Regions from separate parts of the Homo sapiens genome. Here all the other regions are linked to region 2. A link is a contact called in ENCODE Hi-C or POLR2A ChIA-PET data. All regions are on one chromosome and are shown on one strand. The core of a region is the stretch at or near the end of the contact, and the rest is flanking DNA. Distances in the headings are between cores, read along the strand shown. Region 1 overlaps C4orf54 (chromosome 4 open reading frame 54). Region 2 has its middle 22 kb from the start of C4orf54. Region 3 has its middle 66 kb from the start of C4orf54.

What was found. Hi-C counts contacts between places; a loop is a spot of excess contacts on that map. ChIA-PET counts read pairs that join two places held with the same protein, here RNA polymerase II (POLR2A). Pooled maps may share reads with other maps.
Region 1: a pooled map shows a loop between it and region 2 (2.3-fold over the local background). The contact joins two enhancer-like sites. A Hi-C loop is called at or near these places in 1 of 168 maps with a recorded cell type or tissue (testis) and 2 of 50 pooled maps. POLR2A ChIA-PET finds 5 or more read pairs at or near these places in 2 of 52 experiments (WTC11 and activated B cell).
Region 3: a map of gastrocnemius medialis shows a loop between it and region 2 (4-fold over the local background). The contact joins two enhancer-like sites. A Hi-C loop is called at or near these places in 12 of 168 maps with a recorded cell type or tissue (Right ventricle myocardium inferior, cardiac septum, gastrocnemius medialis and 7 more) and 3 of 50 pooled maps. POLR2A ChIA-PET finds 5 or more read pairs at or near these places in 1 of 52 experiments (MCF 10A).

The regions. Positions count from the first base shown.
Region 1 is chr4:99,641,418-99,644,117 of GRCh38, forward strand. The region is part of intron 2 of C4orf54 (chromosome 4 open reading frame 54); the gene reads right to left. Among named protein-coding and RNA genes, the nearest start is that of C4orf54, 15 kb to the right of the region's middle. Within about 2 kb of position 1,439, at least 10 of the 41 ENCODE cell types and tissues checked have a DNase peak (open chromatin) inside an H3K27ac peak, as active enhancers do; they include testis, where a contact is called at or near this core.
Region 2 is chr4:99,678,108-99,680,807 of GRCh38, forward strand. No RefSeq gene overlaps it. Among named protein-coding and RNA genes, the nearest start is that of C4orf54, 22 kb to the left of the region's middle. Within about 2 kb of position 1,369, at least 9 of the 41 ENCODE cell types and tissues checked have a DNase peak (open chromatin) inside an H3K27ac peak, as active enhancers do; they include gastrocnemius medialis, heart left ventricle, heart right ventricle and 2 more, where a contact is called at or near this core.
Region 3 is chr4:99,722,361-99,725,060 of GRCh38, forward strand. No RefSeq gene overlaps it. Among named protein-coding and RNA genes, the nearest start is that of C4orf54, 66 kb to the left of the region's middle. Within about 2 kb of position 1,356, at least 12 of the 41 ENCODE cell types and tissues checked have a DNase peak (open chromatin) inside an H3K27ac peak, as active enhancers do; they include gastrocnemius medialis, heart left ventricle, heart right ventricle and 1 more, where a contact is called at or near this core.

The DNA of each region.
Region 1 (2,700 bases), core at 189-2,688, 37 kb before region 2:
TGGAATTTGAATCAAATCTAATCAACTCTTCAAAAATGACTTTAAAGTTAAATGTTCCGTTTCATTGAAATCATTCATAGCAAAGATAAAATATTATAATAGATATGTTTCTAATATTAGCATGCAGAAATATTTAAGCTAAATGGAAATATTTGAAATTTAGTTATCAATCTTATTAAATGAGTAAACTCCATGCTGAGAATTCTTGTAAAGCAAATGACCAGTACTTAAATTATGTGGAAATTCACATAGTACATTTTGTTCAAAATAAGATGTACTGGTTAGAACCTATCTTAGTTAAATCCATTCTAGAACAGCATTGACATGTTCAAAAGCTTGCTGAAGGTTAGCCTTCTCTCTCTATCTCCATATAAGTTCTAGTATATCTACCAGAACTTTGCCTAAGTAAGTTTTTTTTAACATTTGGGAGTTGATATTTGAACATAATATTATGAAAACAGAAATAGAGTGGCCTACAGGTAATATTTGTTAGGGATTAAGAAGGCTCATGTGAAAAATAACCTCCAAGAAGTATCAAATAACAGCTATCTAGCCAATTATATGCACTCAGAGTAGCAAGGCAAGGGACATTTTAATTCTGTCATCTAGAAACAAACCTGTTTAAATATGTGTTTTAAAAAAGAAGTCTATAAGAATAATTTTTAAGCTTATATGTATACACTCCATGTTTATTTTATTGTGTTGTACTTTATATTGAGGAATGACCTGCAAGATGAAAGGGACCATTGTGAATTTGGAGACCTCTCATTTGCTAAATGTAAGTTTTTCTACCTTAGGACATAAAAAGCAGCAATACGAAAAGAAAATTTAATTACAAGAGGGAGAAAAGAAAATGTGGGACTGAGAAGAATAATTTCAATGTGGATACAAGGATTTGATAACAACTCTGACTGAGTCCTATCACTAGGCAAGATTTGCAAAGACTCCTTGAGCAGTGAGAAGACATTAAGGGGAAACAGAGAGAAAAGAAAGAAACAATCGAGAGAGATTGCACTATAGGACGGTAATAGTCTGAGAAATGAAGGAGAAATCTGGTTATACAATCTGCTAGGATCATATTTAGGGATTGATAGTGTAGATATTGCCTTTTTGGATAGTCACAGAATATCGCTTCTGCTTACATTAATTTCAGAGGAATTTGGTTTGAAATTGAAAAGTAGTAAAGTTGCTCCCAATTCCTATTAAAGAAAAAGTAATAAAAATCGCCAATATAGCTAACCTGTTAGAGGCCTCACAAATATTTACTGCAGTAGAATGGATCACGAAGAAGTCAGTAAAGATGAAGGGATGACTACCCTGTGTCACCAGGGAGTTTAACTGGATGACTTCCCACGGTTTTAGGACCAGAACACATGACAGAGTTCAACAGGGATGCTGGGTCAGATTTTCCCTTTCTCCACGCCGGCCTGTGCCCAGACAGAGGGGAAAATCACCGCACACAGCTGGCAAGCTATGCTCAGAGTTGTATAACATTCTGGAAGGCCTTGGGGGATACTAGAGTACCCTGACACACAGCCAACTGGCCTGCCCTGAGAGATCAGCCAGCTAGCTCAAAGAGGACTGCAGAGCTGTGGGCACTGCCTCCGGTTTGGGGAAATACAGAGCAATCCTGGGCACAGGTCCATGATGCTTACCCTGGGAGTCTGCATTGATAAGGGCTGATTTTCTGCTCTGGTGAGGGGCCCTGAGAAGATAAGGGGATTCTGAGGCATTTATGAGGATCTAGTTTCAAGGGAGCTTGAACACCTACTACGAGCAATGTACTATGTGCTATGTCTTCTGTCATGGTTTTATAATTCAGTCTTCACTACTCTCCTGAAATGTACCCCATTTTACAGATGAGGAAAATGAGGCTCAGTGACAACAAGTCACTTGCCTGGACTACACTGTGACTAGTAAGTAAGACTAGTTACTTAGACTAGTAAGTAACAGTATTAGAATCTGAGTTGGGGTTGCCTGACTTCAAGGCACACGTACTTGTGATTTAGTAAAAGCCACACAGCTTCCCTTCAACTAAAATGCTTTAATCCACTGGCATCCAAGAAGATTTCACCCTTACCTTTACAGCGCACATTCTTCTGCTTTACATAAACAAAAATTCTCCTACCTCTGGGAGCCACAGCTCCTAGGAGTCCTTAAGCTGTCTCAGGTTTCTTTTTGGGGCATATAATGTTCTAAGGACAGCTAGTTTTTTAATCAAATGAAAAACACACATAGAGTTTTAGTATATGCTTAACACTGACAGATTCAGGGTCAGTTTCTTACCTTATTCCCTTTCCCTGCCCTTTCCCCCAAGCCACAACACACACACACACACACACACACACACACACACACACACACACACACACACACCCCCTCCGCGGCAGTAAAACGGCCAGAAGATTCTATTTCCTCTGAATGAAACAGAAATTTGGAAAATTAGCAGCAGGGCAGCCAGTCAATTCCAACTGTGTTCTTTTCCACCATCCACAAGGACTTTAATGTTTCATATAATTAACCCTTTAACGTACTGATGTGGCCGAGAGGAAAAATGCAATGGCTGAAAAATTTTGGAGAAGTTAGGTAGTGGGAAAGTCCTGACACAAAGAACAAATAAGAGAAGAGGGACAATTTACAACAAAGAACTGAGACCAGCGAGCAGAGAATAAGACAAATAAATGAGCAAGGGGGTAATCT
Region 2 (2,700 bases), core at 119-2,618:
CCTCCCACTCCACTATTTCTGATCCACTTTCATATTTTTAAAAAATAATACTACTTTCTAACATACAATAAATTTTAGTTTATATTTATCTATTATGTTTTTTCATGGTAAGACTATCTCCCACTGCCAGGGAATTAGTTCAACAAGGGCAGAGTTTTCTGTTTTGTTTACTGGTGTATTCCAAGTGTCTAGTAGAGTGCCTGACATATAGTAGGCACTCTATAAACATGTGTTTAAGAAATAAATGATTTATATATTAAAGTATTGAATCTTAAAACTCTGGGGAGAAAAGTCTTCTATAGAAGGATGATGGGTGAAGCAAGAAGCCCTGTCAGAAGCCTAATGCTCCAGTTCTGGTGAAGTCTGTTGGAGCTCTGACGAGGTGGTAGGAGCTGTGCAATCTTGTGTGTGGCCCAACCCCCTTGTCTGAACAGAGCTGACCTCACCATTAGCAAGTGCTTTCCAAGTCCTCACTTAGTCCTGGTCTCACTTCCAACACTTGTTAGATAATATTTCCTTAAAGCCCAGCTCAAACATTAATATGCAAGTGAAGCCTTAATCAACTTCTCTCCACCTAGGCTGAATTTGTTGCTACCTTATCTTGTTTTCACATCTTGCCCATATCTTTCACATAATGCTCTTCACACTGCATGAAAATTTGGAGACGTATCTTTATATATTCATGATTTTGTGTTTCCCCTGCTAGATTGTGAGGTCCCTGAGTATAGGGAATATGTTTTATTGATCTTTCATCTTTGTAACTAAACTAAAATTAATGCCTGCCCATGATAAATGGTCTGCAAAAAAGTAACAATTTTAGATCAAGTTCAATATATTTTATTTCAGGGAGATATTTTCTTGTCTTAAACAGTTTTAACCCAATCATATAATAACAACACATGCAAGAGGATTCTTTCTTATAGATGTTGTGCATATTTACTATTTTAAAAATGGTTTTAAATGAGAATGACCACCATTCCTGCAATTAAAAATTTTTAAATGCAGAAGAGTCCAAGAATGGTAGCTTGTTTTTTTTCTCTTTTGTTTTTGTTTCTTACCAGAAAAAAAGATTCAGAATTTTAGATTATCCCTCATTAAGTCTTGAGTTTCTGGCCTTGAAAGTTAAGCATGTCTTCAGCTCTAAAGAAGCAGATTAAGCCAGTTGTGCTGGCAGCTTGAAGCATTTGGAAGCTGGCCAGAACTGCCAAAGAATTTTTTTTGCCCTTTTTATTCTCTTCCTTTCCACCAGGCTAGCTCCGGGAGTCCATCTGCAGAATCAAATGAAAATCAATCCCTTTTTATGCAAACCTTCCTGAAACAGCAAGGCTATGTTTGGTCACAAGGGCGGAGGTTCGTGCAGTGGAAGCCCTGGTGGTGATTTCTCCCAGCTCAGGGCTTGCCAAAGTCGTCTCCACCTCATAGTGATGAAAGGCTGGATCAAATGGCTCTCAAAGCCAACTTCTATTAGACTTGCCTTTTCTAAAAATAGTGCACTTCAGTAAACACCATTGTGAGTTTGCAGTTTACTTGCTGGGGAGTACATTGCCACCTCCACCAAAATTTCACGCATGCATGTATTTATTTATATCTTATTGGACCTTCTTTTATCAGTTAAAACCCCCAGCAAATTTATTTTTTGTTTTAAAATCTGATATTTAATCAATTCCTGTTCAATGATTTAGAAAAAGTATGAATAAAAAGATCTCTGAATCAGAGCAGGTTGAATGAAAGAAGATTAACCAAAGATAAGATTGAAGTTTCTGCAGTTCTTGGAAAATGCCAACTGAGGTTGCAGAGAACCACTGCCCTGTGTCCTCATGGACAGTTTCACAGTCAAAAAAAGGATTGGGTCAATCAAATTAAGGTAGTGCATTGCTTGCTACAAATTCTCCTGAGTGGTGTTTACAGATTATAAATATGTATCCTGTTTTATTGTCTGAAAGGACCCTAACAGTGGAGGTACTGACCTTATTTTTGGTTTATGTTCACCTTTGATCCTGACAGAAACTAAATCTCTCTGTTCTGTAGCCAGCACCTGATCCTTGGACTTCAGTCCACCCTCACCTAAAAAAAGATAGTGGAGAAAAAGCACATCAAGTGTGCAAAGCTCAGCACTGATTTAGGACAGGAACCAAGGAACATGATCTCCAGTGGAAGCCACGGGGATCACCAAGGGAGGATGTGATGGTTTAAGCTGACTTTAGCCCAAGGGGTCCCCATGCTGGTGGGAGAGATGTGGGAATCTGAATAACCACAAATGGGCAGAGTATACTCTTTGTGGCATATTGGAGAGGTGACACTATGAAACCAGCTTCCCCCAACATTAGGGTCAACTGCATTAGATTTTGTGCAGAGGAAACCTCAGAGTCCCAGTGAATCATGGTCCCTTCCACCCATCATTTTCAACACCTGTTATTTCTTTCAAAGCTTGTTTGTTCTCTGGAAGATTTCTATTTTATCAGTTTATCAAGTCAACTCAACAAATTAGGATAACAGTTTTGGAAAACAAATCTTTCAATCTGAAAGCAGGTAGAAAAAAAAAGAAATAAGTGTTATATAACGCTAGCTAAAAATGAAAGAAGTGATAACAATAGGCAGAACAAAATAGGAGAGTTAAGAAGTTAAAATTTTGTGGATTTTTTTGTATTTTGCCCTTTTTCTTTTTCTCTTTTTGTGCCTATCAACTATTTGTATATTCTT
Region 3 (2,700 bases), core at 106-2,605, 44 kb after region 2:
GGTGTTGGTTATAAGGGAGTTTGCATGCTAATGAATCCTTTTGGAGCTTGCATTCTGTGGAGGGGTAAAGAAATAAGGTTATAAGTGAAGGAGCAATTCCTGTGATGCTACAAAAGTCCTCCTGAGCAACAATCTGGCACTTCGAAGGGAGGCAACAAGTTCAGTATAGAAGGACACAGAGACTTTTTCTCTCTCTTTAAATCCTTATTTCCTTACAGAAATTGCTATTCTACTGCCCTCTAGGAGAAGGCTGCCCAGGACAAGAATTTCCTTGTTAACAAAAATTATGGCCAAAAAACAAAACAGTAGCAGAGATATTAAAGAAGTATCTGGTTTGGGGAGCTGGGTGGATGATCCTAAATTAATTGAAATTGAAAGGAGATATATGACTGCGTTTTTGGCCTCTCTTTTACTGTCATCCCAGCCCTTAGGTCATGTTTTATGTTCAAGGCATTGTGATCATCATTCACCTTTGACTGGAAGAGCAAAGTCACTCCTACTGGACATGGGTAAATATAGTAAGACACTTGAAATGCAATGCCCTTGAGAAGCCGGCTTCTTCTATAAGGAGCAACTTTATCTCAATAACAAACAGACAATAAAGGGAACTCCAGCTGGCCTGATGGGTGTTTTGGAACTCAAACAGCTGCTTCCGGATGTATCATTCCCACCTTTCACAGCCTTTCAGCGGAAATACTTATTGGCTCACTCAGAGGATAGAAAATCTTTCCAATTAGGCAAGTTGGTGTAAAGGCCTGAGGTGGGAGCTGGCAATGCTTCCCAGAGGAGCCCACCTCGAATGGTAGCCTGAGTTCACGCTGAATGCAAGGACAGCGCTGTATACAACCGAGGCCTTTAGTCACAGATGTGGGACAGGGGTGCCTTCGATGGGTCTTGCTCATTTTTTCTGTACTATTCCATATCTAGTATTGGATTCTTTAATTTCTCCAAACCAGCATTTATGAGGAAAAAACACAAATTCTCCCTAGGCAGGCAGTTGTAAGTGTGTGTGTGTATACATCTGTGTGTGTATGTGTGCATATGTGTGTATGCATGTATCTACATATTTGGTGGGAGAGAAGAAAAAGCCAGTCTCCTTCTCCCTGGAGACTGATTATTTGTAATTATTCAAGACATTTATAAGTAAAAATATTTATAATATTGTTTGAATGGCTCAAACATAAGAAGTAGAAGAGATGTACTAAAATTAAAAGTGTGTCTTATAAAATGAACTAACTTAGTTTAAAGAGCAGCTAAGTTTAAAGAGCAGCTTTTTTTTCTCTATCACCTGCCTACCATGCCCCAGCCAACACGATTTGCCAAGGCCAGTGACTCAGCAGAGCGTGCATTCAGCAGCTACTGAATGACAGCCTTGGAACAGTTACTGCAGGTCTCTCCACTCCTATGAGCAGTATAGTGACCAATGAGTCATGGATCTTTGCTCTCACTGTTTTCATCTTGAAATGCACACCCACTGCTGTGTGCATTTTTCTGCACGTTTCTACATTGCCTCAGTGTTATAAAACAATGCAGTAAAGGGCTGTTCTAGAGGCTGCCTGAAGTCTTCTGTCTCAAGCCAGCTATTTCCTTATCTGACTTGGCATTTAAAACAGCTGGATGGCTCTGACAAATGTGTCTTGGAGCTGTGCACCAGGGGTACGTTGCTTTATGATATGATTAAGTAAAAGCATATTCTTTCTCTTGCATTGACTTTCTGTGTGCCCTGAACTGAAATCAGTCCAATCAGTAAAATCCTGATGCAGAAAATGATAAACCCCAAGGCTTAACTACTGTTACTGAGAAAGCCCAAACTCAGCTCCCTTGACACCCTTGAGAGAGTTTACTGTTTACCTGGAAGCCATGAATTTCTCTCCTTGTTGAAAAGCATGCAATTGCCATTAGATGGAGCTCAATGAAAGAAAAAATAGAGGATGGGCTTTTTCTGGGTTAGAAAGAGGTTTTTCCTGGAAAGTCTATTGGAATTGTTACAGGGGCAGTCTCAGTCTGGTATGTGTTTCAGAGTTAGCCTCCCTATAAACCCATCAGACAGCTCTGTCCATGCACAACCATAAGCATTAACATCACTAAAACTAGTAAATATGAGATATAGGGCCCTAGAAAATTATATAAAAATCCAACAGGATAAGCTAATTTATGTTGTGTTAGAGTTTAGAGCCCAGATTTCCTCATAATTTGTAAAATGAGATTTATCTAGTGTGCTTTTATTTCCCTGCTCCTCAATCATCCTCACCACCAGGAGGCTTGGTGTTCATACATGAAGAAAGCTAGTCAAAGAGATGTATAGCCTGGGAAAAGAAAGGTAACCTAGTATTCATGTTGGAATGAAGTTTCCAGTCTGGCTTTGTGCAAGGATGGGCATGATGGCTGAGCCAACTACTGCAAGATTGTTCCCTTTTGCTTTATGGCTGGGATCAAATCAGAACATGGGTGGTCCTATGTAACAGGAAAAATGTGTGTCTTATGGGAAAAAGCCAATGCTTGTATTGTAACCATTTATATGTCATTAAGTGACACTGGGAATTTTCGAAGGACATTTCACTAAAGAACTTCTGCATGCTGAGATTTTATATTATCATGAGATCAAAACATCAAGGGAAAGAAAATATAAATAAATAACTTTACTGCATTTATTTATGTTCATATTAAACCATAGAAAGAGATTTGTAAACTATAAACAAT